Linked DNA regions of Homo sapiens: region 2 is linked to region 1. Evidence: chromatin loops called from intact Hi-C (ENCODE). Cell type or tissue: PC-3. All regions are shown on one strand. Each heading gives the region's core, and the rest is flanking DNA. Links, peaks and the distances in the headings are about the cores only.

Region 1 (15,186 bases), core at 6,883-11,882:
TTTGCAGACTAACACCTGCTTTAGGACATTAATATATCTTAATTTTTGTATTTCTCAAGAATCAGAAGTCCTAGAGAATATAATCACAGAATCAGGTGCAGAGAAAAGGAAATTCAACATCATAACCCTTTAGGTTGAACACAGGAATTTTAAGAATCATATTATAGGATACTCTATCTTCTATTCTTATATATTTTAGATGTTCACAATTTTATAGAAATTTGCCAAAATGAAGTTTCAGTTTTTCACCCCAAGACTCTGTTATAGATAAGTCAAAGTTAGCCTAATTTAATGACCAGATGGACAATTTTGATCAAGATAAAAATAGCATAAATAATTTATACATTCAACAAACACTGAACAACCACTATGCACTAGGCACAGCCAAAAGGCAGAGTACAAGAAAGACAAAATCCACATCACCACACATTTAGGTTTTAGTCACAAGAGACAGACAATATATAACTAAACAAGTAAAGAACAAAATAAATCGATTTACCAATAAGTGCTAATGACAATCCAAAAGGCTGCTGTGACAGAAAGCAATGGGGTTGAAGGAAGAGGGGAGTCCTGGGAGAGTAGACTCTAAGAAGAGGGGATAATCTGATATTTGAAAGGAAAATAGTAGGCCAGGCATGGTAGCTCATGTCTATAATCCCAGCACTTTGGGAGGCTGAAGTGGGTGGATCACCTGAGGTTGGGAGCTCAAGACCAGCCTGACCACAATGGAGAAACCCTGTCTCTACTAAAAATACAAAAAATTAGCCAGGCATGGTGGTACATGCCTGTAATCCCAGCTACTCAGGAGGCTGAGGTAGGAGAATCGTTTGAAACTGGGAGGCAGAGGTTGCGGTGAGCCGAGATCGCGCCATTGCGCTCCAGCCTGGGCAACCAGAGCGAAACTCCGTCTCGAAAAAAAAAAAAAAAAAGGGACCATGCTCAGCACTTTGAAAAGATAGAAACAACAATGCAAAAGTCATTAAGAAAAATAAAAGAGTTTGAAGAGTAGAAGGAAAAGAAAGGAAGCCAATGTGGTTGAAATATGGGAAATCACAGGCACATAGATAGTTAGATTTGCAAAATTATAAAGACTAGATTTTGTCCTCATCAGTAGAAAAGTGTTTGCACTGGGTTAATTCCCAGTTATGTTCTTTGTTGACAACATTGGAGAAATTATCTTGAAATGAAGCCATGAGCCAACTACAGAAGAAAAATCAGAAATTCCTTATTATTCTGTTACAGGCCTCCTTCTGAATCAAATTTCTAAATTCCTGCTGTCTAAATTTCTGCTCTTCTAAATGGAGTTGGAAACATTTAGATAGGTATGTGCAGATCAGCATTGCCTTATTTGGAGTTGCTCTTTCAGGAAACAAGGCAGAAGCTATTTAATAATATTCCTCTTCAAAGTTATATGGCACTTTTCATCTAAGAATATCAGAGCACTCTGCCGCAATTAAATTATTAATCCTCCTGACAACTCCATCAAGGAAGTATCTGCTTTATTATCAGTGAGAACACTTGGCATTTACATGCTCGCCTTGAGAATGCTATTCAATCATACGCAGTTAATTAACGCGTACAACACATTCAGGAGGCAGGTCAGCATTCTGGTCCCAAGTTTCAGATAAAGAAACTGAGGCCCCAAAATGACAAGTTGTTTCCAGACAACTTACCCAAGTGAGACTGGTAATAAAAATTACGTGCTGCCTTAATCTTGGTGAAGAGTCATTTATACATTGAGCTCTCAAACATTTAAATACCTATAACTGTATAGCTCGTTATAAAATCATCAACTAAATTGGCATCAACCTCAGGGCAGGAACCTAGCCTTCTTTAATAGTCCCAATAACAATATCTTTATAGCAATATAAATTTTGCATAATATTTCCACACACAGTTCTCATTTGACTTTTATTATGACCTTAGGAGGTTGATGTCATTGATTTTGCAAGTGAAGAAATGGAGTCTCAAAGAGAATACAAGATTTGCCCATCATTATATGGATAGTAAATTAAAAAGGCAGTCTTGAATTCAGGAATTTTGTTTTTAAGCATAGTGCTATTTCTCCTGTACCAGTGTTTCTCCTCTAACCTCTCAGATGTTTATTATAAAATGATTTGCCCTTGACCTCCATCCAAGGTATTTTGTTTTCTGACCCCCAAGGTGGTGCTAATCATATTTTTATGTCACCTATAAAGTTGTTCCATGGTATGGACTTTGACAAAAGGGTTATAATAAAAGTTTCTTTCAGTTGATAACAAAATCTGCCATAAACAAAAGAAAGAAAAGCTGCACTATTGTTGCTTTTAACTCAACATGTTGTATTTCGGTATATTCAGTCAAAAAAATTGAAACCATTCTGGGAATTTCAAACAGAGGGAACTTAACTCAGGGAATTGACAAAATATGCTGAAAGGCTGCAAGAGCAGAGGGGAGAGGGGGCTAAATTTGAAAATAATAATAATAATAAGAGTGGTAAGACCCAGATGCTGATAATGGCTCTTAGCTGAATGAAACCCATGAACTGAATTGGTGCTAAAGAGTTGGAGGCACCAACTGCAGTCAATTTTAGATTTAGAGAAGAGGCATCTCCTCAGCTAAGCATGTGAGCACTAAGACAGTGCTGTTCTGCCTGGAATTCATAATTACACCCCAGCAATCACCACACTGAGTGAGCCCAAAGCCACAAGCTTCTTTCTTCTTCCCATCTGTTGATCCCTTACCAGTGCCTCCTAATGGTAGATGCCAAAAGAAAGCCAGCTGGAAAGGGAGCTGGGAAAAGTAGACTCTGAGACTCTTCCCTAGCAGGGCATAGGATGGAGAGGTGAGTATGAGTCTGGGAGACCTTGGGGAAATCAATGGCATGTTGTACATTGTAAAGGCTCAGGCAGATGAAGCAGGGAGTGCCAGAGCTCTCCTCAACCCCAGGCAGTGCTCTGCACCTCAATGACAGGCAGGGAAGGCATTACAAAGGCTATTCCCACAACCACCCTGAAAAGGCTGAAAATAAAACATGCCCGCCAGGAAAACAATATATGCTGAACGAAAAGGTTAGTGTTCTTTGTACCATAAAATCCATAGGGGAAGATAAGGAGCCCATCTAGGCAAGAAGATAGTTGTCATTAATACAAAAATATGTCATGTGAGTCCTTGAGAAGAATATGGATCTCTGCTATACAGAAGCCAATAGTGACAGTGGGAAGAAAAAAAATAAAACAAGACACATATGATGTTGGCTAAAAGAGTTCTGAGGAGTAAGGTGGGAGAAGGATAGGTGACCTGCAAGAAGAGCCAGAGTTAGAGAGAAACCAGGATGTCTTTTCAGAGTGGAACAAACGAAGAAAAGACTTCAGGAAGAACCTATGGCCAAGGACAGAGACGGGAAGAGAGAGAGACCCAAAATGGATTCACAGAGCTGGACAGGTTGACAGCAAGCCAGAAGAGCTTACAAGAAAGCATCAAGCTTAAGGCCAGCAAATGTCCAGCAAGGTCTGAAGGACAAAGCTCAGGGGAATAACAACCAAATGCAATATGCTGCCTCAGTTTCCCAGAGATGATTAGCCCCAAGGGAATGAAGACACCAGCTTCTAAGAGAGACTCTGAAGCAAGCACAATGCTCATTTATGGCCACTGCACCACCACCCTCTACACCTCAATCCCCGGACCCACTGACACCATACATTAGAGAACTGCCCTTCCAATGTCTAGCTCTCCTCATTTAGTATATACACAGATGGTCATTGGAACACTCATTTTCTTTGTTAAGTATCTTGTGTAGTATAGGTTTCTCAGAATTATACATTGATTTTCTAAAACCAACGAGTGACCATTGCTAGGAGGTGTCTGGTTTCTTCCATTTAACAGCTTAGCTAGTTACACATGAAGTTCTTTCTTCTATCAACCTTCATTTCCTAAGGTCTCAGACACATACAAAGATTACAGAGTTGGAGAGATCAAGGTCCCTTTCACTGATTGTAGCCATAAACCCCACTATGTGACTACAGAATCTAGAAATGTCCCATAAGGTAAGTGGAAATACGGTTCAAGACACCCACAATTAGTTTTGGGGAGAAACTTTCTTTGCTCAGGATGAGTTTACCCCTCCTCACTTGGAGTGCACAATTAATGCAAGCCGATAGGTAGTGATATGGCTGGGTGTGTATGTAGAGACGGTGGGAGATGAAGCTGAAATTTTTAGTCTGTGTTAGGATCTGAAGAAACTTGAGTGCTTTGCTAAGAAAAATTAAACCTTATATGGTAAGAAATAAGGAACACACCAGAGTACTTCTACTATCATGAAGAAAATGTCACAAATCCCATACAAGTAAGTCTGGATGTGCAGCTAGAAATCACATCTTAAATCAGTCATTCCCTGCTCCATGGTCCCTCAGCACCTTGTACATAGCAAGAGAGAGAAGTGCTCTTAGAATCTGTGCCTCCCAGCTGGGCGCAATAGCTCACACCTGTAATCCCAGCACTTTGGGAGGCCAAGGCGGGCGGATCACGAGGTCAGCAGTTTGACATCAGCCTGGCCAATATGGTGAAACCCTGTCTCTATTAAAAATACAAAAAAAAAATTAGCCGGGCATGGTGGCGGGTGCCTGTAGTCCCAGCTACTCAGGAGGCTGAGACAGAAGAATCACTTGAACCTGGGAGGCAGGGGTTGCAGTGAGCCGAGATGGTGCCACTGCACTCCAGCCTGGGCAACAGAAGGACATTCTGTCTCCAAAAATAAAAAAAATAAAAAATAAATCTGTGCCTCCTTCTCCAACAAGCATTTTCCTTTCTCTTGGTAACTTTCCAAATTTTTATTTAGACATCCACACACCCTCATGCGTCCTACATTGTTGGGGGTATGAGGCCAATTCAGAGGTGGACACAGTCCCCAAATCAAGCCAAACATGCAGCAGGAGAAAGTTTGCTGCTCACTTTGGAGAAAGAAACTTCCCTGTTCATAAGAAAGCTCTTAGCAAAGGAAAAAGAAGGATAAACCTTCTTGCAAACATGAGAAGTCAGTTTTTTTAATGACATTGATATTATGGAAGACAATCATGAGAAAGAATCCTGAAGGATATCCTTGATCCTAAATCCAACATTAACTCAATCAAGCTAGATAGACATATTATATAAAAATTTTTTAAAAGACCATTATTGTTTAAGTCAATTGTAGTTCAGTTTTCTGTTACAAGCAATGAAAAACCACTCTAATTCATACAAGTGCCTATACCACACCATATGTTATGTGTGTGTCCTTCTCCCTCAGAAGACCATGAGCTCCCATCATGCAGGGAAAAGCCCTAATATCATTTTCAAATCACCAGCATCTGGTCCACATTAAATGGTCCCCAAAATGTTGTTGGACATATTGAATTGAGGTAGTTACCTCAATTCCATGAGGAATTAGCATGGAACTTACCATAGCAACTTACCATGAGGCAGTTCTGAAGCAATGTGATGACATCTTGCCTTCTTCACTTCTCAGCAGAGTCCCAGCCTGCCCTTTCTTCCATCTCTGGGATCAGCACTCTCATCTCCCGGTTGCCCAAGCCTCTAACACCTCCTTCTATTCCACACTTCAAAACCTCACTGTCAGCCAGTCACGGTGGCTCATGTCTGTAATCTCAGCACTTTGGGAGGGCAAGGTGGGTAATTCGCTTGAACTTAGGAGTTTGATACCAGCCTGGGCAACATGGTGAATCCCTGTCTCTACAAACACAGAAAAATTAGTGGGGCATGGTGGTGTGTGCTTGTAGTCCCAGCTACTTAGGAGGCTGAGATGGAAGAATCACTTGAGCCCAGAAGGCCGAGGCTGCAGTGAGGTAACATCATGCCACTGCACTCCAGTCTGGATGATAGAGTAACTCTCTGCCTCAAAAAAATAAAAATAAACTCACTGCCACTTAAAGGCCAATTGATTCTAAATCCTCAAAACTAAGGCCCCCTGCTTCTCTCTCCTCAATTCTAACACCTTGTTCTGACCACCCTGATAACGATTTCAGATGAAAGAAACTGTCTCCAAAACTGGTTCCCTGACTCAGGTCTTGCCTCCCTTCCCTTTCTTCTCCAGTCTGCAGCCAGACTGATTTTTAAATGCATATCTGGTTATGGTGTTTCCATGACTGGGAGACTTTCCTGGCTTGTCACTACTCTCAGGTTAAAACCCAGAGTCAGGGCGGGCACAGTGGCTCACGCCTGTAATCCCAGCACTTTGGGAGGCTGAGGCGGGCAGGTCATCTGAGGTCAGGAGTTCGAGACCAGCCTGACCAACACGGTAAAACCCCATTTCTACTAAAAATACAAAAATTAGCTGGGCATGATGACGCGCACCTGTAATCCCAGCTACTCAGGAGGCTGAGGCCAGAGAATCGTTCGAACCCAGGAAGTGGAGGTTGCAGCGAGCCGAGATCGTGCTATTGCACTCCAGCCTGGGCAACAGAGTGAGACTTCGTCTCAACAAACAAAACAAAACAAAACAAAACAAAACCACCCTAGAGTCTTCCTTATTACAAGGAGCCCCTGGTGATCTGGTCCCTTTCATATTTTGCCAGAGCCATTTTTTCTGTACCCTACCCTTCACCACATACTATAATACACCTTTAGACTACCACCAGCACCCTAACACAATGAGTCCTCCCCCAAGGCCTTCAAATAAGCTGCCCTGAGATACACTTCCTGCAATGTTTCATCTATACAAATCTGTCTCCAGAGCTCAGCCATCACCTCCTCTAAGAAACCTTCTCATTCTCTCCTTGCCACCCAGTCTGTTAGCAGCCCCTCCAAAACAATCCAAATGTACCTATCTCATAGCACTTGTCATATTGTATTATCTTCAACTATTTATATGTATTTTCTGTCAGGCTTTCAACCACTTTTTAGAAGCCAACTCCAGGCAGAAACCTTGTCATATTCATCATTGAATGCCCAGGACCATGGTTAGTTCACAGCAGATGATCAGAAAACTATTAAGATGAATCAATGAAGAAGCAAATATTGGACAGTCAAAAACATTCCAGCTTCTTTTTCTCACTTTAAGACCTACAAAAATATGTTTTTTTCCAAAATTGTATTCTAAAACAACTGAATTTATTCAGGGGCCCACAAAATAGTGTCCCCAAAGCCAATAGAAATCATTATCAAACATTTTTGTGGCCCAACTTCGCACTTCACTACTGTACTGCCATCTTTCCACTACACTTGAATGTCTGCATACAACCAGTTAAAGATAAATTTTCAGGTTGGAGTGGTTGGCTGGCCATACATAGAAAACACAGACCATGAGTATATGCAACAGCAAGTCCCAAGGCAGCTCTCTTTTTCTCTAGTATCAGTGGGAAAAAAAGGGGAGTGACATATTCTAAGTTCTCGGTGCTCCCAACAGAACTTGCTGCATACTGGTAGGATGGAGGCCTTGTTTCAGTCTGCAGATCTCCACAGAGCCTGGTGGAAAACAGCTCCTCACCAGCAGATCTCCTTGGGAGGACAGCAGCACCCCAGGCCTCAGGCTGCCCTGGAGGGTTGACCACAGACTGCTCTGTTACCAGGACAACAGAGAGTTATTCTTCCTCTTAAGGAGAAGGGCCTGGTATTTTGAAGCAAGGTTGCCCAGGCAGAAGTGAATGTTCCCCACACACACACATCCATCCACTCCCTTAAAATATTTACCTAAGAGCCAATTACACTCTTACAATTTAAAGTTCGTATGGCACTATATTTGCCAGATAAAATACTGGACTCCCAGTTAAAATTGAATTTTATTTTGAATAAAATTGAATTTTATTTTGAATAAAATTGAATTTTATTTCAATTAAAATTGAATTTTTAAAAAAACAAATATTTTTAGTGTAAGTATTTAGTTGAACAATGGATTTTACATAGACATATGGCCCATGCAATACTTGAGACATATTTATTCTAAAAAAAATTCACTGTTTATCTGAAATTCAAATTTTATGGGGAGCCCGGTATTTTTATTTTCTAAAGCTGCCAAGTCCATATTGCATCAAAATTCAAACTGCTACATTTAATCAGCTACTTTTTACACTTCAAGGTCTGCAGATTTCAAGTAACGTAATAGATAGTCTTGAAAAAGATTTTGAGACATAGCAACAATTTTGTGTGTGTGTGTGTGTGTGTGTGTGTGTGTGTGTGTGTGGACACGGAGACTTGCTCTGTCACCCAGGCTGGAGTCCAGTGGCGCGATCTCCGCTCACTATAAGCTCCGCCTCCTGGGTTCATGCCATTCTCCTGCCTCAGCCTCCTGAGTAGCTGGAACTACAGGCACCCGCCACCATGCCCGGCTAATTTTTTTGTATGTTTAGTAGAGATGGGGTTTCACCATGTTAGCCAGGCTGGTCTCCATCTTCTGACCTCATGATCCACCTGCCTTGGCCTCCCAAAGTGCTGGGATTACAGGCATGAGCCACGGCGCCCAGGAGAGACATAGCAACAATTCTAAAAGGGGATTACCCTAGAGATCCTTACCAACACAATGACTCAATGAGGGCATATAATACAGATTTGTTTGTTGATTTGCTTGCTTCAGTGAAAGAATGAATTATGGTGAGCTTTTTTACCCCCTTTCATTTAGGAGTTCTGTGCAAGTTTTATACAACTTGAGCTACCAGCTTTCCCCAAGAGCCAAATATTAAATACAGAGGACTGTGAGACCTTCACTCTTCCCTCTCGGAATCATCAAAAGCTGACCGTGTGCTTTCTGAGAGTTCATCCTCTCATTTACTGATCCTTCCAGATCCAGAGATGGATGAGTAACCATACAAGCAAGAAAAGAACTGGGTTGCATGAACAAAAAGACACTATGGAAATTCTCCCAGGACTCCTCAAAAGAAAACGAGTCCAACCCTCTGCATTAGTTAGCTTGACTCATTTGCTGTTCATGGCGAGGACTGAATTACAGCAGCCTATAATAGTCACATAGTAATGTTTGCTTTGGCTCATTGCTCAGTGGTGAAATTTCCTCTGCAGTAACTGATGCCATCCCCAGCACCCTAAATCTCAAAATGTGTGCCCCATTCTCTCTGCTGGTACACTCACCGGCTGTTGGATAAGGTGTCTCTATCGGGGTCTTCAGGTAAGTACCCTGTCATTTGCCTTTCATTTTCTATGCACCATCTAAAAAATAGTCTCAATTCAAAACGCATTTCCAGTCAGAAAGTAAGATTCTTTAAGTCTCTTTTCTAAAGCAGAGACATCTTCTTCCCTTTTCCTGATGTGTCATCAGCGACTTTAAAAGCAATCCCCTTGTGTCTGTCACAGTGACTCAAAAACTAGGCCAGTGATGATTCTGTCATTTAGTGGTTCTGCAGCATGTGTGCCCCACTGTCTTTCATTTCTATGCTTTGAAATACTAAGTGGGCCACACGGAGACATCTTTTTATCACAAAGTACTCCATGTAATGACTTTGGAACACCAGGAGAAAATTGGAGCTGCAGGGAGGGGGGTGACTTTTGCATAATTGCTGTTTATTTCTGTGGCAAGTCACTAGTTGGGAAAACATGTATTTGAGGGACACTTAAGGTCTGGCATTTCAATCCTTGACTTCAGTCCTTGTAACTGCCTTTTGCGTGATGACATTTGAAACTTGACCACCCTAGACCACCTGGTTGCCAAATAGCAGCCACTTTGGCATGAAGTAACTCCAGAGGGATGGGAAGAGGCTGTCTTCTAAGAAAAGAAAAGAAGAGAGAAGAGAAGAGGAAAAAGAAAAAGAAAGAAAGAAAAAGAATAAATGTCTGCTCGGGCCCTGTATCATCCCAAACAAGCAGCTGCAGTCAAAAGGTTTCTCCTATCTTGTACAGCCAGAAAAGGTGAGCTGTTCCAGACAAGGCCAGAGAAAAATACACTAAAATGTGTAAGGGCGGGCAGCAGGAGGGGGTACCACTTATTTTTTAAAGGAACTTGAAAGGGTTCAATTGTAGGATAAGAACAGTACTTTCCACCCCCATTCAACCCCCTTTTCAGTGTGTCTGAGCACATAGCACACAGTTAGAATCTGCAAACTCTGCCCAGATCCTGGTTATCATGAAGGCCTGACACTGGCATAAGTCCCTTTCAGCTGAGACCATCATGTTCCCCGTGTATGTCACAGCCCCTATTCTCCTTAGATTGCTGTAAGGAGAGAAGTTAATTGAAACTCTTTTCTTTAGTTTCATCCTTGGCTCTTATCCCTGCAACTCTATCGTAACTTCTCCATTCACCTGTTTCCCTTTCTTGACCCCCAAAAAAACAATTAAAGAGAGGCAAGATAGGTTGGGCGCAGTGGCTCATGCCTGAAATCCCAGCACTTTGGGAGGCTGAGGCAAGTAGATCACCTGAGGTCAGGAGTTTGAGACCAGCCTGGGCAACATGGTGAAACCCTGTTACTAAAAATTAGCTGGGCATGGTGGTGCACGCCTGTAATCCCAGCTACTCAGGAGGCTGAGGAAGGAGAACCGCTTGAACCCAGGAGGCAGAGGTTGCAGCGAGCTGAGACTGCACCACTGGACTCCAGCCTGGGCGACAGAGCAAGACTATGAGAAAAAAAAAAGAGAGAGAGAGAGAGAGAGGCAAGATAGAGTCAAATAGAAGAGGAGTGAGTATTGAGGGAACAGAAAAGGCCTGAAGAAAGTCTGTAGAGCACACTTGCAGCTCAGGTTTTCACTCCCTGAGAAGCCAGAAGAAATCAAAACAAAAAAAAGATTACAGACCACTCCTCTCTCCTATAATAACAATAATAAACATGAATATAAAGGTTACATTGTTCTAAGCACTTCACATATGTTACCAGGTTTAATCCTCACATGCCCTATGAGGTAGATATTAACATTATCCCGTTTAGCAGGGGAGGAGACAGGCCCAGAGAAGTTAAGTAATTTGCTTGGCATCACACAGCATATATGTTGAAGAAGAACCTGAAGAACCACTCAAACCCTGCAGCCTGACTCTGCCATCTCTAGCCTGCCTCCTGTGGGTTGAAAGTGTTCACTTCTGGCCATACTGTTCTCCCACTCTGTTAATATCCCATGTTTCTCTTCTCTTGGGGATTAAATATGAAGAGGCAGATTTACTGCCTCATAGATTTCCCTGGATGTTTCTACGGACCAGAAATGAGGACTGTAGGGCTGGGCACAGTGGCTCAAGCCTGTATGCTTGTAATCCTGGCACTTTGGGAGGCTGGGGTGGGCAGATTGCTTGAGGTCAGGAGTTTGAAATCAGCCTGGCCAACATGGTGAAACCCCATCTCCACTAAAAATACAAAAATTAGCCAGGTGCAGTGGCAGGTGCCTATAATCCCAGCTACTCGGGAGGCTGAGACAGGAGAATCGCTTGAACCTGGGAAGCAGAGGTTGCAGTAAGCCGAGATGGCAAGATCACACCACTGCACTCAAGCCTCCGTCTCAAAAGAAAAAAAAAAAAAAAAAAAAAAATCAGGGCTGTAACAACAGAAGACAGGAACTGTGCCAGCTTAAATCCACAAATCAAGGTCATCCCCAGTGTACTTGTATTCTTTGGTCATTTAATCAGAAAAGCAGTGAAAATTACGAATAAGATCAAACCTTGGCTGGCTGATGGAAGTAGGCTGGTGTGAGTGGGGATGAGTTTGTTGCACGATTTAACTTGTGCAATTGTAGGAGCTGGTTAAGCCACCTCTATAAGGCCATTGTCCTTGGGAGTACTTTAGAAGCCTGAAAGCAGAAGCAGTCAGAACTCTGAAATTTCAGAATTTCCTGAAAGCAGGAAAGGTTGGAACCCCACAAGGTATAAAGCCCATGAAAGTTCTTATTGACTTTGACCTTGACCTTAATAGTATGAGTGTCCTGCAGTAGCTGGTAGTGGGGCCAGCATTTGTCATCAACATACACACTTGGCACAGGAGTTGGAAGAGCTGAAGGAGGATACAGGGGGCAGTGAGCAGATCTAAGCTCAGCCACTGTCTCGCACTAATGAGGTGAGCCAGCAGAGAAGGGGTACCCACCGCATGGGAGCTGCAACGTGGCTGCTGCTTCCCTTCCACCCTCTGAATCTCCCACAGGCTACCTCTTATGGCCCACCCTATGTGGCTGAACACAGGGAAGGGAGTTCTGGAAAATGTGGCTCAGGCTAGCCAAATCAACAACCACCAAGCCACCATGCAACCTAATTGAAACTGTTCCACACCACGGTGCCTGTGTAGTAATTTTATCATCTAACCAACTTCACCACTCAGTAAATAGGGAAGGCAGAATAGTCAAACGATTGAGACACAGACTCAGGAACGAAAGAGACCTAAGTTCAAATCCTAGCCCCAAGAGTTACTCACTGTGTGACTCCTATAGGCTTTAATTTCCTCATTTGTAACATAGGCTTAACAATAATGCTGTCTTAATTGAATACAGTAAAGACTGTATTCATAGTAAAGACTGTGAGAGTATACCTGTAAAGTGCTAGTTTCTACATCTAGGGCCTAGTAAATATTCAGGAATACTTACATGTAATATAAAGTAACACATACATTACATACATAAGTAGTAATAAAGTAATCGTTTTTATTAATAATTTCTAATTTTGCAATAAATTATACAATGACCAGATTGTGTTTTTTTTTCTCTCAGCCAAATAGAGTTCTTATTATACTTCACGAAGAACAACAACCTATGAGGTCTCCTGACTTGGTGTCCCCATATATTTAGAGTTTTCATATAAGATGTATATTAATATCGAAATGAAAAGTATTCCTTACTAAAATGTGGCTAGGGAGTCACTTGAGTATTTGAATGGTTTCTGTTGAGGATCTTTGATCTAAATATGCTTATTTTAAGCCAGGAGAAATCAGTAACAGGAAGACAAAGAGAAAGAACCACAGATAGCTTGGATCCACCCCATAAAGTAAGTTCATGATTTGTAAGGGTCATGTGATCTCTGTGAGTTACAGAATCCCTGAAACTCAAAATTGGTATGAACCACAGAAGCAGTTTAATCAAACCCTGCTCTGACACATCAATCTTCTCTATACCACTCTTGATAAGTCTGGGACTTAGAAATGTCAAGTGATCAGAAATACCACTCCTGCAGGCCAGACCAGTCCATATAAAGACAACTCCAATTTTTAAAATGTTATTGCTTATATAGTCGGATGTTGCCTCCTTGCAACTTAGAGCTATTAGTCATTGTTCTGCCCTCTTTAGCCACACAGGGAAAAGTATAGCACATTGGTCTTTAGTCTTTGAGAATCTCATTAATTCTATGGACCTACTCCACCCAAAGGTATAAATGTTCCCATTCACACAAACTGCATGTAAGCTCAGAGGCTTCTCTATCTCCTTTAACTCCTGCTGACCAAGTCTCCACATGACCTCCCTTCCTTAATCCAAAGACAACTGTCAAGTTCTTCCCAAGTCCTCCTTTGCGCAAAGATCCATCAACTGTTTTTTGGCATGATTTCGAAATCTCTTACTATCATGGGCCTGTTTCCACGAATCAGCTCTTCCTTCCAATGTCCCTCTTAATTAGTTGCACTCAGAAATAAACACAATGCTATAAGAGCAACCTGGGCAGTTCAGAATATAGGGAAACCATCACCATTTGTGTAATCATGTTCCAATTCAGCCCAATATTGCATGAGCTTTCTTGGTCATCAATTGTGGTGCTAGTTCAATTTATAGTAAGCAGAGCTTCAGTTTTCTATTTTGCAGGATAAGATGGTTTGAAAAGAACATCTCTGAGTACCTTCCACCCCTAAACTGTATAGGTCTACTGAAAAGGACCCCCTAAAGGTGATAATCTCACCAACAAATTCCAGGGCTAAAGCATTGCTTAAGGGAGACATGGAAGAAAATAATGGTGAAGACATATTGGGTAAGTTGTTACATTTTTTTTAAGGCTTTGGCTGTGGTTATAATGAGAATAGGTATAAAATGGAAAGATTTGTGGTATTTACTAAAATGCCACATTAAGGGTAAAAAAGCTTTTCCCATATTACCTTTGAAGAGCATTTTCAGATTAATAAAGAGCTTTCATAAACATTAATTCAAACTATCTTGTTTGGAAGACTACTTCTGAAGCTTTATTACACTGTCCTAATTAACACTCAGCAAAGAAACACTGTACTGGCTTATCAGTCTCTCAGAAATGAGGGGCTCCCAATCATTACCAAGCTTATCATTTAGCATTTATGCATGTGTAGGAAGCATATGAATTTGTAGGCTCCAGTTCAGCTGGTGTTCTATAGCTGAACTCCACTAATTTAAACGACTTGAGGCCACATGTGTCGTAAAGTGGCGATTTATCTAGATTAGTCATTGAACATTGATAGCCACGATCCTTTCTGCAAAATGCACAGCACATTCTTATCCTAAGATGCCTCAACATTATGAATTCCTTTCACTTGGTTGAGTGTTTCATTTGCCTGCTAATACAAAATTCATTGAGGCAGCAGGCAGCATTGGGAGCTGTTGGGAGTTCTAGTTCAACGCACCACAGTCCCATTGCAGTAAGACTAATGGCAAAGAGGGCACCTCAGAATAACCCACTTGCCTGTCTGGCATAACAGTAGGCTTTTTGTATATGTGAAGTACAGGTACAGGATTTACAATGATTGGGGATAAATTTGCAAATCTGACCACCAGAGACCAGGACTGTTTCCACTGCGGTTCTGAAACTACTTAGCAAAAATGCTTCAGAGTGTTCAGCAGGGAGAGGAAATGTGATAATTGTGGGAAGATTGGACATTATATTAGAGTGAGCTCTTTGGCACAAAAGAATAATGTCTGTGAAATGCTAGTTTCAGGTTGCGTAACACTGAATTTTCATCATGCTGCTTTAAGGATGCAAAATGAGGGGGCAACAGGCAGTAAGGCTTTAAATCTGAACCAACTGGGCGACTGTTTGAGGGTTCTGCATCAAAGAATGGAGATAGCTGGATGGGGACAAGAAGACTCAAGGTTATTCTATGAGCTACAGAACTGTAACTTCCAGCTGCCAGACTTGAAGCGTGGCGTTTCAGCTCATCAAGGCATGAATGAGGCTTGTGTCTTCCACATTCGCAAGAGATTAGTTTGTGTGTGAAACACAACAGAATAATTTCCAGAGAAAAATAGAGAAACCATTTTGGAGAACTAAAATAAGATGTTTCCTTGGTAATTATGTTGTCTTGGAGCAGAGAGGGCTTTAATGGGATTTATCTCCCTCAAGTTTTTCTGGACTCATAGCCT
Region 2 (15,186 bases), core at 4,123-9,122, 190 kb before region 1:
ATGCTAGTGGGATGATTAAAAAGGGGGTAATGGTGGAATTTGAGGAACAATTTGGCCACCTAAGCAAAATTAAAAGTATGCATATCCTTAAAAAAGAAGTAGGCACAGCCTATGATCCAGTGAAGACACTTGAAAAGAAGTCCATGCTTGCCCATAAGAAGAAAACATAAAGCATATTTATTGTGTTAATATTTGTAATTGGAACAAAACTAAAAACAACCCAAAAGCTCATGATTAGGGGAATTTACACATAAAACAACACTGTTACATACTTGACTAACATGTATCAATGAAAATTAATACTGTGGCCAGGCATGGTGGCTCACGCCTGTAATCCCAGCACTTTGGGAGGCTGAGGCGGGAGGATCACTTGAAGTCAGGAGTTTGAGACCAGCCTGGCCAACAGGGAGAAACTCTACCTCTGCTAAAAATACAAAAATTAGCCGGGCATGGTGGTGCATGCCTGTAATCCCAGCTACTCGGGAGGCTGAGGCAGGAGAATCCCTTGAACCCAGAAGACGGGAGTTGTGGTGAGCTGAGATGGTGCCACTGCACTCCAGCCTGGGAAGCAGAGTGAGACTCCATCTCAAAAATAAAAAATTAATACTTTATATCTACATATAGCAAAATAGATATATCTCAGGAGCATGTTGAGTCAACAAGGAAATTATAGAATAGTAAATCCAATATCATTTATATATTAAAAAAACAGTAATATGATCATATAAACAGTAGCGTATCATGATTCCCCATATTTTTGGTGCAGAACAAACCACCCCAAAACTTAGGTAACTTCCAATAATAGTATTTATTTTCTTCATTCTATGGACTAAATTAAGTCCCCTTATATGTTGAAGCCCTAATCCCCAATGTGACTGTATTTGAAATAAGAAAGTAATTAAGTTTAAAAGAAGTCAGAAGGTGGAGCCCTGATGTGATAGGACTAGTCTCCTTATGAGAGGAAACACCAGAGAGTTCACTCTGTCCTCTTGCCATGTGAGGACACGGAGAGATGAAGCTGTCTGCAAACCAGGAAGAGAGCCCTCACCAATAGCCAATCATGCTGGCACCCGGCTCTCAGACTTCCAACTTCCAAAACTGTGAGAAAATAAATTTCTGTTGTTTAAACCACCCGATCTATGGTATTTTGTTATGGCCGCCTGAGCTGACAAATATAGCTCACAAATTGCCAGTTGGACAGGTTTGATGGGGAAATCTCATTCTGCTCCACTCAGCATCAGCTGATGTGGCTCAAAGGCTAGAGGCTGAAGTCATCTGAAGCCTGGATCACTTATCGGCCTGACACCTGGGGACTAGAAAGGCTGGGATCCTTGGGCATCTCTCTATCCAGATATGGTGCCTCCAGGTAAGTTCTTCAGCATTGTGGCTTCAGCTGGACTCCTCATGTGTCAGCTCTGAGCTCCCAAGCTGTGCATCCTCACAGGGAGAATGCCAGGAACACACTCTATCCCCTGTGATGATCTAGGCTTAGAAGTCATGCAGTGTTCTTTCCACTGTACTTTAATTGTTAGCAGTCAGTTACTAAGGTCAGCCTATATTCAAGTTTAAGGGCTATTAGCAATGCCTTTTTCTTCTTCTTCTTCTTTTTTTTTTTTTTTTTTTTTTTTTTGAGACAGAGTCTCGCTCTGTTGCCCAGGCTGGAATGCAGTAGCATGATGTTGGCTCACTGCAACCTCCACCTCCCAGGTTCAAGCAATTCTCCTGCCTCAGCCTCCTGAGTAGCTGGGACTACAGGTGCTTACTGCCATGCCCGCCTAAATCTGTATTTTTAGTAGAGATGGGATTTCGCTATGTTGGCCAGACTGGTCTCGAACTCCTGACCTCAAGTGATCCACCTGCCTCAGACTTCCAAAGTGCTGGGATTACAGAAGTGAGCCACTGTGCCTGGCCAAGCACTACCTCTTAATAAGAGAAATGTCAAATAATTTGCAGACCTATTTTAAAACCACCAGTGTGTGTGGGGGGGGGGGTGGGGGGGTGGGGGGGGTGGGGCGGGGGGTGGTGCTTGTGTGTGTGCACCACACGTACAAAAGTATTTTTAAAATGTCCTGAACACACACCAAATTCATGATTGTGATTGCCCAGTGGGGAAGATGAATAGGGCCTACCAAAAAAGTCCAGGTCGATCTTTAATATTTTATTACTATTTTACTTGAGAATAATATGATAAAATGTTAATAAGTATCAATCCCATGAGATCAGGAATATTGTTTGTGCAGGTTAATTGCAATATTAGCCTTAATTAAAGGCCTCTCTATGTCCACACCTTCTACAATACCACTTCATAGTTGATACAATACCCATCAAGATATGGTGTCTATTTCTGCACTCCTTGAACAAGGCTGGATTACTGACTTGTTTGGGGTGATAAAAAGCAGAGAGTCCAGTGATGTGGCATTTCTGGGACAAGGTTTCAAGAGTCACGTACACTCCTGCTGTCTCTTTCTCAGACCCCTGCCTTCACCATGAGAACAACCCTGAACTGGTTTATTGGAGGATGAGAGACCATGTGGAGCATAGCTGAATCATTAAAGCTGCAGCCATCACAAACCAGCCAACTCTTGCCCCTTGTCACACAGAACTACCAGCTGACCACAGATGCATGAGCAAGCCCAGCCCCGATCAACAGAACTTCCCATGCAGCCCTGCAGTCATGAGAAATAATAAATGATTAATGTCTTAAGCAACTAAACATTGAGCTGGTATGTTACACAGCCATACTAACTGATGTAGAGTACTTGTTACATTATTCTCTAAACTTTTCAATATTTTTCCAGTTATTGAAGATGAAAAAGAAAGAGAGAGCACATACGTGGAACAGAAAGAAAAATTAAAGCCACATTGGTGGAAGTTTCAAAACCCAAAAGCGCAATTGATCCCTCATTTTGAATGCTTTGAGTAATAAAATTCCACAGATACTTATTAAATTATTTGTACCTGTCAGGAGAATGTTTGCTGATTCAAACACCACCATTAAGCATACCGAAACAACCAAACCACATTAATTACAATAAGAAAATTACACACTAGAAAATGCACTTTTGTTGGTATGTTGCTTTAATCTAACACAAAATACAGACAGTAATTAATCTTCAGTTATTCCCTGAAATGAAACAGGCATGAAGTGGACACTTACTATTTATGCTTTGCATATTATATAATGGCAGTTAAAAACAACACATAACAATGCCAAGGTCAATAAAATAGAGGCTTAGTAAACAAAGTTTTCTTAGCCCAAATCTACCAGGCTAGTGCAATGAGATTGAATAGTGGAAATCTTTATACTCATCCAGTAACATCTTTATGTTTGAATACATGTACATATATATGAAAATTTTGTAGTTTTTATAGTTTGGTAATTTATTTAAAAAAACAAAACATGGAAGTTTTCAATTCAAAGTGTTTCCTTCAAAAAAAATTCATATGTACCGTGCCCTCCACTGGTAGGGGTTCTGATATATGTATATTTCAAAGACACAGAAGCAAAGGCAGCAATAAATGGGAAAAAGCCTGTTATTCGCAACATTATCTCTGAGTCCTGAAATTCTGGGTTCTGGGGTATCTAGCCATATTCCTACTAAAAAGAATTGCTCAGCTTACTGAGAACACAGCATGAGCTCCAGTGACCAAAGCACTTTTTATATTTAGACAGAGGGGGTAGTTTTATTTCACCACCAATGAGTAAATAAGCATCTCCAATTTTGTACAACCACTGCAATTTCATTTAATTTTATTCTTTACAATAAAGGTAACATTACATTAATAACCCCAAATAATTTTGTTTTATTGTGCCACTCTTTTCATATCCAAGAGATTCACAGATCAGTGCAAAAATCTTTTAGCAGACCAGGTGACCTAATTTCTGGTTTGAAAAAATAAGAGGCATCATGTTCCCGTGTGTGTGCACGTGTGTGTGTGTGTGTGTGCGCGCGCGCGCGCGCACGCGTGCATGCTCACACACTGACCTAAAAGTTATTCTTTCAAGGGCTTCTATGAGGCTCATTACATAGAGATCAAAATTAATTGTTGAAGTAGGCAACTATTATGGTTCTGTCCTCTTGGACCAATACATATAAAGACAATGGTGGGAAATCAATAATGTCACTAGGTCAAGGACACTTGGTAGTACAGAGCCAATAAACGTTCTTTGTCCATATTTACACAGGACCGATCTTTAAAAAAAAAAAGAAAGAAAGAAAAGAAAAAGCGATTTCCAAAGCTATAATCTCTACTCATGTGAAAATCTCAAGGCTTTTGTGGAAGTTACTATCCAGTACGTATTTCTGCTGTCAGACTACTTCTGTCACTGCATTTAAACCATGAAGTGCATTTGCTGCTGATTCGACTATTATGGCAGGAAAATGACCTGTAAAGTTCTTTTGAGGAGCTTGGCATTTTGCATATATTATAGAAATACAAGAGAAGAAATGTGTTAAAAATGAAGTTTATGAAAAGTCATCCAACTAAACTTTACATTTTATAGAATACAGAGACTGCCTGATTTGTGAGACTAAGTGGGAAGGGGGGAAGAATTTGTCAAGACAGAAAATCTACACATTCTCATGTTTTCAAGGGCATTTATCAATTTTTTTTTCTATGTACAAAATCTCGATGGTAAGTGACAAAGTAAAAAATGTGCCAAACTGTATTATTTGAACTTTTTTTGTGGCTTTGATGTGCAAAGAAGGTAACAGATTGAAGCATATGCTTTATTGGGTGGGAGGCAGGGTGACAAATGTGTGGGGACTATGATCCGAGAGCAATCTGATTGAAAGCAACGACAAAAGCCTCAAATTTTTATGAGCTCTCCAAAGGAAGAGACCTTGGTTTCATGCAGGGGAGGTTAGAATTATATCCCTCATAGGTAATGTGAATATCTCTGCTTAATGTGTAGCAATCGAATTGTTGATTAAGATACAAAATTTCTGAGTCTGCATCGCAACCTGGTGCTAACTGAGTATTTTGTCATCACTGAGCATCTCTCATCATTGATAATGTCAAGTGAAAAAAAATCACTGGGGCCAAAGGGTGCTGCTATTTACCTCATCAAGACAGTTTGCCAAGGGACTTCACAGGCTTAGAGCCAGGTAGAACTATGGCCCTTCCTCAGTTATCCCCAACCAGGGAGTGGGGAGGAAGAAGAGGCAATTAACCATTTCACTGCTGGTCAGAGATAATTGTGCCACTAAAAGGTTTTCTTCTCCCATTTGAGTGGTCAGATATCAAACCCGCAACAGGACCCAGAACAGGAATTTTATTCCTTAATCATATCCCTGTGGCTGCTTCACTGACTAGCTTCAGTGAGAGCTCAGCACATTATTTACAAGAATTAAAGAGCTTGGGGAGTCAGGGTGGAGGGAGAAGGAGGAATTTTTATCGTAACAGCCCTCGCAAGCATCGATACTGCTAAAGGTCGGCCCACATTTCCATCAAAACCTCCTGATTCCAGACATTTATAACTGGGCTATAAAAATCACTCTTGGGCTGCAATTCGGCAAAGAGCTGAGGGGAAAATCGTCCCCTCTTGGTGGCTGTTGATTTGCTTTGGTTTGCCTTCTGTTTTAGTAATTTGCGGAAAATACACAGTTATTTGAAAGATGCTACCTAAATGTAATCCTCAGAAGGAGAAAATGTTAACACTTGGGAATGCAGTCATTTGTATTTTCACTTCCAGTGAAAGTGGTGAATTTGACTCCACAGTGAATCGTGTTGTGGTCCCAATTACTTTTGGCATTTTCAAGAAACAAAGACAATGGACAAAGCCTTTCACTCAAAGGCAGAAGGGCTCTACATGTTTGTGAAGCTTGTACATATTCCCCGGGCCATGTCGAAGGACAGGCTGTTGACTGTTAGTCTCCGAACTAATTTCCTCCTATAAAAACTGAGTCAGTGTGATCACACTGGAGAGCTCAGCATTTTTAATTGCCTCAAGGTGCTTATTTGCAGGGAAGGAATAAACTCGGGAGGATCAAATAAGAAAGGGAGGAAAACTTGGCTTATCCTTTCAGATGAATCCAATCATTTTCACCTCTCATCACTTTCACATCTGTGATTTTCCTCCTTCCTGGCAAGAAGGAGATATGCTTTTCTCTGCCATTAAGAAGAGATGATTACTAGGGCCTGAGTCACACATCTCAGCTTGTTTCGGGAGCCCTGACCGCCCTCTCCCTTGTACTTAGGAGAAGCCGGAAGCTGTTCTGGTCGTGCCCCTACAACCCCAGTGCAAAGCCACCTGGCCAGCTGGGGCCACCTTAGGGGAAAAACACATAGAGATTGAAAGCGCACTGGGGGAAAATAAGCCCTCAGTATTCAAGTCACTGGAGGAAGAACGTGATCGGCAGCGCTAGCATACTGGCTCTAAAGAGCAACTGGGTTTCCCTCTAGGAGTCCTGTGGAATTCACAGGCCCAAAGAAAGGGAGTCCTGGAGATCAACTTGCTGGGAATGGAGAAAAGGGGTTAGTGTTATTCCCTTACATTCATCAGCTCAGCGTACATGAATTCAGATTTCTGTAACTCAACATTTATCTTTTTTTAAATGTCCTTAGGTAACTACTCCCATTCCACCAATGAGGAAAGCAAAAACAGAAAAGCCAGCTGAATTTAGTCTCGTATGTCCACATATGGGACTTTAGCCCTCCTTGCCTGCGGGGTGGAGAAGGAGACCAGAACACCCTTTAAATCTTTCCTGGGTTCTAATAAAATGAAAAGAGAAGGTTTTAAGTCTTTCATTTGCAGTACTACACTTAGAGCATGGCCAAGGCTGCTGTCCTGGGACACACACATTCAAGGGCCCACTCTACGCCTCCAATGGCTGGTGCCTACACAAGGGAGAAGTCTGCAAGGCAAAGGGCTCATGCCCACCCAGAGCCTCTGCCCTGCCCCCATTCAAGACCATGAACTCAGCATCCGGAGCCCTGGGATTACTTACTCTTACTGGAGCAAGAATTACTATGACTGCTCCTACCATCATGGCCCCTAGCCATAATATGATTTATCTCCACACTAGCAGAAACTAACTGAGCCCCTTTTGATCTAACAGAGGGAGTCTCCTGCCCAAACACCTTCCAACTGCTCCAAACCTTCCCTCAACGATCTTTCTAAGTACAGACCATGCCAATAGGCACACCTTAGGCCCAAGATATAAAGAGGAAATAGTTGTTTTCTGGGGATGTAGAGAGAGCTTGAACATGCAGGCTGGAGTATCCACACATGTGTACGCAAAGCCCCTTGCAGAGCAGGACAAAGCAGAGTGGGAAGTGAACAGGAGTTAGCAAGGTATGGGGGCTGTTCTCCTTACATAGCCATATTCTGGCACAGAAGTCCAAGAATTCTACTTTTGAAGCTGGTCTTCTAGGATATTATAAAAGTATTTGTGTCAAGAAACAAGAAAGACAGAAGGATAGAAGAATATTTTATCAACTTGTGAGTTTGATGTAGGACTTTTGAGTATTTAGATCTCCATTTATACTCTTGCTCTAGGTTCTTTGGAGTTGGGGTGGGCCTGTTGCAAAGCTACACTAAGGATGAGCTGAGCTGTGCCTGGAGTTGTCATGAGTGTAACTATAAAGTCTAATTTTATTTTACTCTTTTTTCCTCTGTTGAAATCAGGTGTGTAATCGCTACTTCAATAATTGCCCAGAAGTCCACCTGCCATCTTATTTTGCCTTTACTATTTGTTTGGTTTCTAGTTCTCTTTATTTCCTGGCTTAGTGTTCCGCAATGGGCAGCTCTATGCAAATCTACTCCCAAAGGCTGAGGAAGCTGAGAGGCCGAAGAAAGAAACTGACAAATCCAGCTTCTTAGGAAGAAACATTTAATAGGCACTTACAAAGAGAAGCCATAGCTGTGTCTCAGGCGATGGGGAGACAAGATGGTGGGGTCCCCATGCTATGATTCCCCAGACCCAAGGCTCATAAACCATATGGAAGGAATTTGTAGGACAGCTGAAGTCAACCCCTCAGAGAAAGGCAAGAATGCAATGTGAATCTACCTAAGGACAGAATTTACAGTTCATGTTGTTTTGACCCAAGGGCAGGATTTACAGTAGGTACATGCTCTAAAAAAAAAGAACAGCAGATAAAATAGAGAACTTAGAGGCATTCCTAGAGCTGCAGTTAATCAGAAGTGAACATGGTGAATTAGCATCCAAGATGGAGTTGCTTTAGCCTCCACACTCAAATTTCTATTCACCCCTACCATATTCCCTTCTGTTTACCTGAAAGTTCTGATATTTTTTTAAATTTCTCTAATAGCTGTTTTTGTTCATACATTTTGTTCATTACATTGCTCTATTATTATATCAAAATTAAAATTAACCATAATCACACCACCCACCCACCTACCCCCAAAATAAAGCCTTTAAAAGGCTTTTGGCCTGGCATGGTGGCTCATGCCTGTAATCCCAGCACTTTGGGAGGCCAAGGCAGGTGGATCACGAGGTCAGGAGTTCAATATCAGCCTGGCCAAGATGGTGAAACTCCCATCTCTGCTAAAAATATAAAAAATTAGCCGTGTGGTGGCAGGCGCCTGTAGTCCCAGCTACCCAGGAGGCTGAGGCAGAGAACTGCTTGAACCCGGGAGGTGGAGGTTGCAGTGAGCCGAGATTGCACCACTGCACTCCAGCCTGGGCAAAAGAGCAAGACTCCATCTCAAGAAAAAAAAAAAAGCCTTTTGCTTCTTCACTCTCTTTCCTTTCTGACCCATTTCCAAATTCAGTGTTTTGCTTGGCTAGTTTAGCTTCAGGCTATTATTGAGTTTTAATTACTGTAGGTCCCTTCCAATCCAAGAATCCTTACTTGAAACATATAGAACCCCATCTGGCAGACCAAAACCTTGTTTCCCAACCTATATCAAATACAAAATCTAATTTCTGTTGGATTAAAGATTAACTGTATTGTGAAACCCATTTAGACTTACTTGACAAGGGTCTTGAAATGTCTTTTCAGGTGGATCTATAGATATCAGACAAAAGAGAATCAGGGATGTGAGCCATAATGAGGAAACATAAAATGTTGGCCAAGAACACAGAAGATAGCCAGCACTCAGGACATACACAGAAGTAAACACTAGGATGAGAAGTCTGTCCAGAGTCAGGGATCATGCCCCACTGGGGGCCAAGGAAAAGCAGCAGAGAGAGGGTGGGAGTCAGCAGGAACAGTGATGTGAACGTGCAGACACACTTTGAAATGGAGACCAAGAAGGAAGCAGTACCAACATGTCCAGCACATAGCAGAAGACACGAACTCCTTGTATTTCCACAGTACTTGGCAGGTTACAAAGTACTTCCATGTATAATATGGGATTTAATCCTTCTCACTAACGGCAAGCTAGGTACTACTAACCCCTATTTACAGACAAAGAAATAGAAGCTTAAAGAGTTTCCTTGTTTACTCAATGTAAGCCTGAAAGAGGTAAAAGCAGTTCTGGAGCCCAGGGTCTTCTGTTGCTTTACCCAGATGTGTCCTTTTCTACCTTACAGCACCAGGCTGTAAATGACAGCTCCCTGTTCAGTGATGCTCAGACATTCTGGATTCCCTTCTGTTATCTGTTGCAATTGGAGTGGGAGGGGCAAAAAGAAGGTTCATACTATTTCTGGTTGTCATTTTTCCGGGCAGCCATTTATGGTAGTTCCATGAGTCTGACCCCTGGCAGCACCCCAGACACACCATGCCAGCATTGGATTTATGACCGTCCTAACTACTGTCATCCAATCTGCTAAGCTGTGCAGGGCACAGACATCAGGAAATATGTCTTTCTGTAAATATAATACAGGGGAACTTATTTGTTGTGGCAGCAAGGAGCAGAGAAGGACATTGCTCTCTGGGCCCCAAAGGGAAAAAAAAGATGATGTACGATGTAAGGTAGGGTATTAATCATGTCCGACATCCCTGGATAATCAACTGGAGTCATCCTTGGGAACAATTTCTTTTCAAGGATAAAAAGGGAGAAAATAAATGGGGAGGGGCTTATCAAATGGGACCATATAACCTGAAAGGATGCTGAACTACTACGGCTCAGCATTCTTACTGGAAAGCTGGCTGGCAATTAGGTTCAAGAGTTTGAAGGTCATCAAAATGGTTGCTGAATATTTTCTCTTCCATTCATCTTATCTACACTGAAGTCATCCCCATGGAAGCTCAAAGTCTGAATTTAGTAGGTCAAAGCTATTATCCTCAAGGCTCATAACATCATGAAGCATTTCCTGTATCTCCAGTAGAAGGCTGGCATCATCTGCAACTCTCTAGGCCAGTTCAGGCAGAGGTAGATCTTATTTACGCCTGTGCCGAGATAACTGCACTATGGGATGCCTGATGAAACATGAAATACAACGCCCCCAGATGGGAACCTGGTGCCATGCTAACTATGGGAAGAGACTACTCTTCAATGCTGAGGAGTGACTCAAATTAACTTCAAGGCAGGGGAAAACCAATCTCTGCTCCACTAGAGCATAAAGAAGAAAAGGATAAACACACAGAAGTTACTGAGGAAAGATCTGGATTAAATCTTGTCCTTTCATAGCAAAATTCCACTAAGGTGAGTGGCAAGTTGCAAAACTGCAATAGCTCACAACGATATGATGTAATAAGGGCTATGATAGAGATGTGCACAAAATAGTAAATGAGCACAGATGGGGTCAAGTGACTTTCCCAAGGTCATGTTGTTGATACGCACTAAAGGAACGAACAGAGTCCACGGCTTCTGCCCCAAATCTGGAATGCTTTCCACTGTACCAAAGCTACTTTCCTATATCAGCTATACTTCTGGCCCTTAATTGGGTTTCCTTTTTATTAATTTAAAAATCATGCCTTATAAAATTGCTAATTTGCTCTTTTTTGTCCACGTCCCTCAGATTTCTTTCTCTATTTACATCTATACACTGGTTTCATTTTTCCCAGTCTTAGCCACTAAGTCCCAGGGGCCATGCTTGACCTTCTCTGACCTTTAGATTGTAACAGGATTCATCAGCCCCAGCCAACTGGAAAACCCTTTCCTTCTTACTCCTGCTTCATCTTCTATGCACTGCAGTTTGGTCTGAATCTACCAGGTGTGACTCTTCAGCAAAATGCTTCTAGATAGTTGTATTCCTTTCATACACTTGTGATACAATCATACACATCAGCCCTTTGAAATTAAGAGTAACAAAAATGACAGTGTCCAAATCTAACAAAATAAATGACTGTAGCACGGTAAAATCCTTTAGGCTGAATGTAAAACAGTGCAGCGCTGTTTAAAAAGTCTGGCAGTTCCTCAAAAGGCTAAAAGTAGAATAACCACATGACTTAGCTATTCCCCTCCTAAGTGTATACTAGAGAAATGAAAACATATGTCTCCACAAACATTTGTACATGAATGTTCATAGTAGCATTATTCATAATACACAACAGTAGAAACAACCCAAATGTCTGTCAACTGATGAACGGTTAAACAAATTGTGTTACATCCATACAGTGAAATATCATTCAACCATAAAAAAGAATGGACTACTGATACATACTACAATATGGCTGACCCTTAAAAACATTATGCTAAATGAAAGAAGCCAGTCATACAATCATAGAGTGAATGATTCCATTTATAGAGAATGTCCAGAATAGGCAAATATATTGAGATATAGAGGAGATTAATGGTTGTCTTGGGCTGAGGTGGTTGGGGGAAATGGGAAGTGAATGCTAATAGGTAGATTTTCTTTTTTTGGTAGGGTGATAAAAAATATTCTAAAATCTATTTTGGTGTTAGTTGTACAACTCTGTGAATATACTAAAATTCATTGAATTACACACCTTAAATGGGTGAAATCTGTGGCATGTGAATCATATCGCAATTGAGCTGTTATTTAAAAATCCTCCAAGCTATGTTCCATTGTCTCGCATCCCAAAACCATAAAATAAAAAAAATGAACAAAGTGCTCTATTGCTAAAATTATTTCTGGCAATAATGTCAACAATTAGCAGGTATTCTGTCAACACTGTGGTCTGGAGCTTTACATATGTTCTGTCTATTCATCACAATAGCATTGCAAAGAAGATATTTTTAGTAGACATCTAAGGTCTTCTCTGCCCAGCCTCCTCTCTGTCATTTGACACTGTAATTCAACCTTTAATTTAGAATAATGCTGTATATTCATAATGCCATTATGTATATATAACATCAACATTAGTGGAAAGGGGAAAAATAAAACAAAGAATAGGTAAAAATAATAAACTCTCAAATTAGAGCAACAAAAATAACTGTAAATAAATTGCAAATACAAAAAATAAATTTTTATTTAAAAATATAATTGTTTGCCTCTGTGAATTGAGTGGCTGGTAGCCCCTAAGTCACTGTGCTGTGACGCAGTGTCCATGTAAAATAATGTAATGTAGACCCTAGCACCCAGATTTTGGTCTCTAACTATCCCCCACTAAAAGGAACCAAAGTTCCATGGCAAATAGCTTCGAAATGGGAAAAATCAAAACAAGCCTGGGAAACCTTGCTAGAAAGTGAGAATACTTTCACAAGTAGCTGCATTTCAGGGGTTGGTTGGTACTGGTTGTCAGTGAAAGACCATGAGTCCATAATAATTACAAAGGATAAAATTGTAACATGTGCTGAAAAACACACACAAGAAAAAAACAGTGATCATTATTTACTATTGTGAGGCAAATGACCAATGCCAAATTTCTAATTTACCTTAAAAGAAGGGTTTATAATTAGAGCAAATCATTGAATTGAAAAATGAACATAAAGTAACCCCAATTTGTTTAACTGATACATTTCCTCCCCTTCATTAGGTAATTCAAAGTTACTGTAGAAACATCAATATGTTTTGTTTCATACTCTGGCTGAGATGTAAGAAATGTTTCTAAAAGACACAAAGACCAGGCCTGCTGAGTTGATACCCCTGAGGGAGCAAAGAAGTTGGCTGGAGGCTGGAGACCAAGGAGACTGCCCCTCTCTGACAGAGCATCTGCTTCAGATCTTGCTGGTGGTAGACAGTTGAGCCCTTTCCCTATTATACTTTCAATCGGAACTCATATTCTTCGTGTTGGCGTCCTCCATCCTTCCATCAGTAACATCATCAGCCCATTCTGCCAACCTCACTGTACCACTACATGCATGACCAGGATTCCAAAGTAAAACTGAAAAGGAAGTAGCTAAACGTAGCTGGAGATTAGGGAAGCCCGGTATATTTCAAGGTAAGAATTGAGGGAGAGAAGGTGGGAGAGTTAAGCCAGGCCAGAACCACAGCTTCTCTACCCTGGGAGAGGAGCTAAACTTTATTACTAAAACTACAGGGAGCCACTGAAAGATAATCTAATCTGTTTCACGCCTGTGTCATCTAGTACTGACAATAATGTATTTGGAAGAGCCACTGTGGTCAGAGATGGGCTAATGGTCACCAAAAAATAATCAAGTGGCCTACTGAACACACTCCTTCAGAGGGTTTTGAAAGCCAAACTGGAATCATTAATTTTCATGAGTAATTTTTTAAAGAAATTTTGTACATGGCATAAACCGAGTGAAGCCCGGTTTATGACTTAAACATGATAATTTCTTGAGAAAAGGGCCTTAGCATTCCACTTTCCACAAATCAATGTGTAGGTTAGATTGTCAATACTTTCTGGCAAAAATCCACCAGGAACACACTTGTCGTTGAATAAGTTGGGTATGTTTCTCACTGCCATGAAGAAGAATGTGCTGATGGAGAACTATGGGGTACATAAAAAAGAGCATGTTGGAAAGGACTTGCAGGATTTGGATTCATGTTAGGTGATTTCGGGGAAGATTTCATAATGTCGAACCATGCTCTAGATTGAATGTTGTCAGAGATTCTATAATTTGGTATCTTAATAGTTCTTAACTAGAAGGAGAAGAAGATTAAAGCCAGGCTAAAGCTGTAATTGGTAAAGCAACATTAGTCCCTTGTATTAGCCAGGATAGGGGGATGTGTTCGTGTGGTTTCATGTGACTTCGTTTTTGTATTAGACAAAATTGCAAGAATGATCTTGCTTTTGTTCCACTTATTCGTGGTTGTCACTGAGTGGGCCTGTCCATGTGGGTTTTCTATGAGATTACATCCCACAGAGACACCAAGGCCTGGATGAGAATGCCAGGCGGCCTGTCAGAGGTTAGGTGGTGGCTTTCCTCTTTTTTAAGTTGCAAGTGAAGAAATCTCAGTACACTGAACTTACATGTTGCAAAAAGCCATATGTCTGGAAAGTCTTAAATTATTTAAAAGACACATATATATTTGTTTGGTTACATGTTATAACTTTCCCATAAGCCTTTTTAACAGTTCAGATGTCCGTGAAACAAGGCAAAGATGAGGAAGTTTGTGTTTATTTAAAGACAATGTATTTCTTTTCATCTTCCCTGCCTTAACTTGTAAAATGAGATCCTTAATTTCTCACAACTAAAAAAAAAAAATTATATTAAAAAATACCACCTACTCTCATGTTCTTTAATGTTAAAATACTGTTGACAATCGTTCCTAGCTATTTACATGAAACTTTGAACAAAACCATTTAATTACTTGCAATTAGGAACAATACTGGTCCTGGCTTGTTAGTATGATTGGGAATAAGCTAAAGGGAGAATGGTGGAGGAAAAACCAGAAGGCAAGAACTGGATTAAGTTCGGTAATTTATAAGAAATAAGAATTTTTGTAGTATATCAGTAATACAAAAGATTGTTAAAGACAAAGTAGACTAAATTTCTCTTCCAAAGGAAAATCTCATATCTAAAACCTTCAGATATAATCCTCTTGGTCATGTTTCTTTTTTTAAAAAAGGACTGTCTTTGATGTCCTGTATTTTTGTGTTTTTCCTATTCAATGTCCAGTTCCTTTTATAGACTGTAAACTGTGTATGAGTAAAAACATGTTTATTTCATCATCAACCCTACATAAAATATGGAGATAGATAGTTAAATATGTTGCATGAATGCATGAGAGAACAAAGTGATTTTTATAAGTTAGATATCTCTTTAATGCTTCATCTTTGCTTCTCATTTGAAGGTTTCAACATTTCATTGCTATTCTTTCTAAATTTCCCCCTGCATTAAGGACAAAATATGGTAATAGCAAATAACCAATTGTTTTCCTTTCAGAACATCAATATTTTCCATGTTTTATTATTCTGGAAACTTTGAAACATACAGAAAAGTTGAAAAATGGTACAATAAGT

Evidence for each region. Peaks named below come from ENCODE experiments on the same cell type or tissue, not always from the same donor. Only the 100,000 strongest peaks of a DNase experiment are listed, where the experiment ranks them.
Region 2: a loop joins it to region 1, with 4 times the contacts of the local background. A loop is called at or near these places in 1 of 110 quality-filtered maps.

What each region holds. Positions count from the first base shown.
Region 1 is chr9:78,614,664-78,629,849 of GRCh38, reverse strand. No RefSeq gene overlaps it. Among named protein-coding and RNA genes, the nearest start is that of PSAT1, 330 kb to the right of the region's middle. In PC-3, for the core only: no CTCF peak of the experiment used is centred there; DNase peaks (open chromatin) are centred at 8,869 and 9,249; H3K4me3 peaks cover 815 bases; H3K27ac peaks cover 1,991 bases.
Region 2 is chr9:78,802,748-78,817,933 of GRCh38, reverse strand. No RefSeq gene overlaps it. Among named protein-coding and RNA genes, the nearest start is that of PSAT1, 510 kb to the right of the region's middle. In PC-3, for the core only: no CTCF peak of the experiment used is centred there; a DNase peak (open chromatin) is centred at 6,143; H3K27ac peaks cover 645 bases.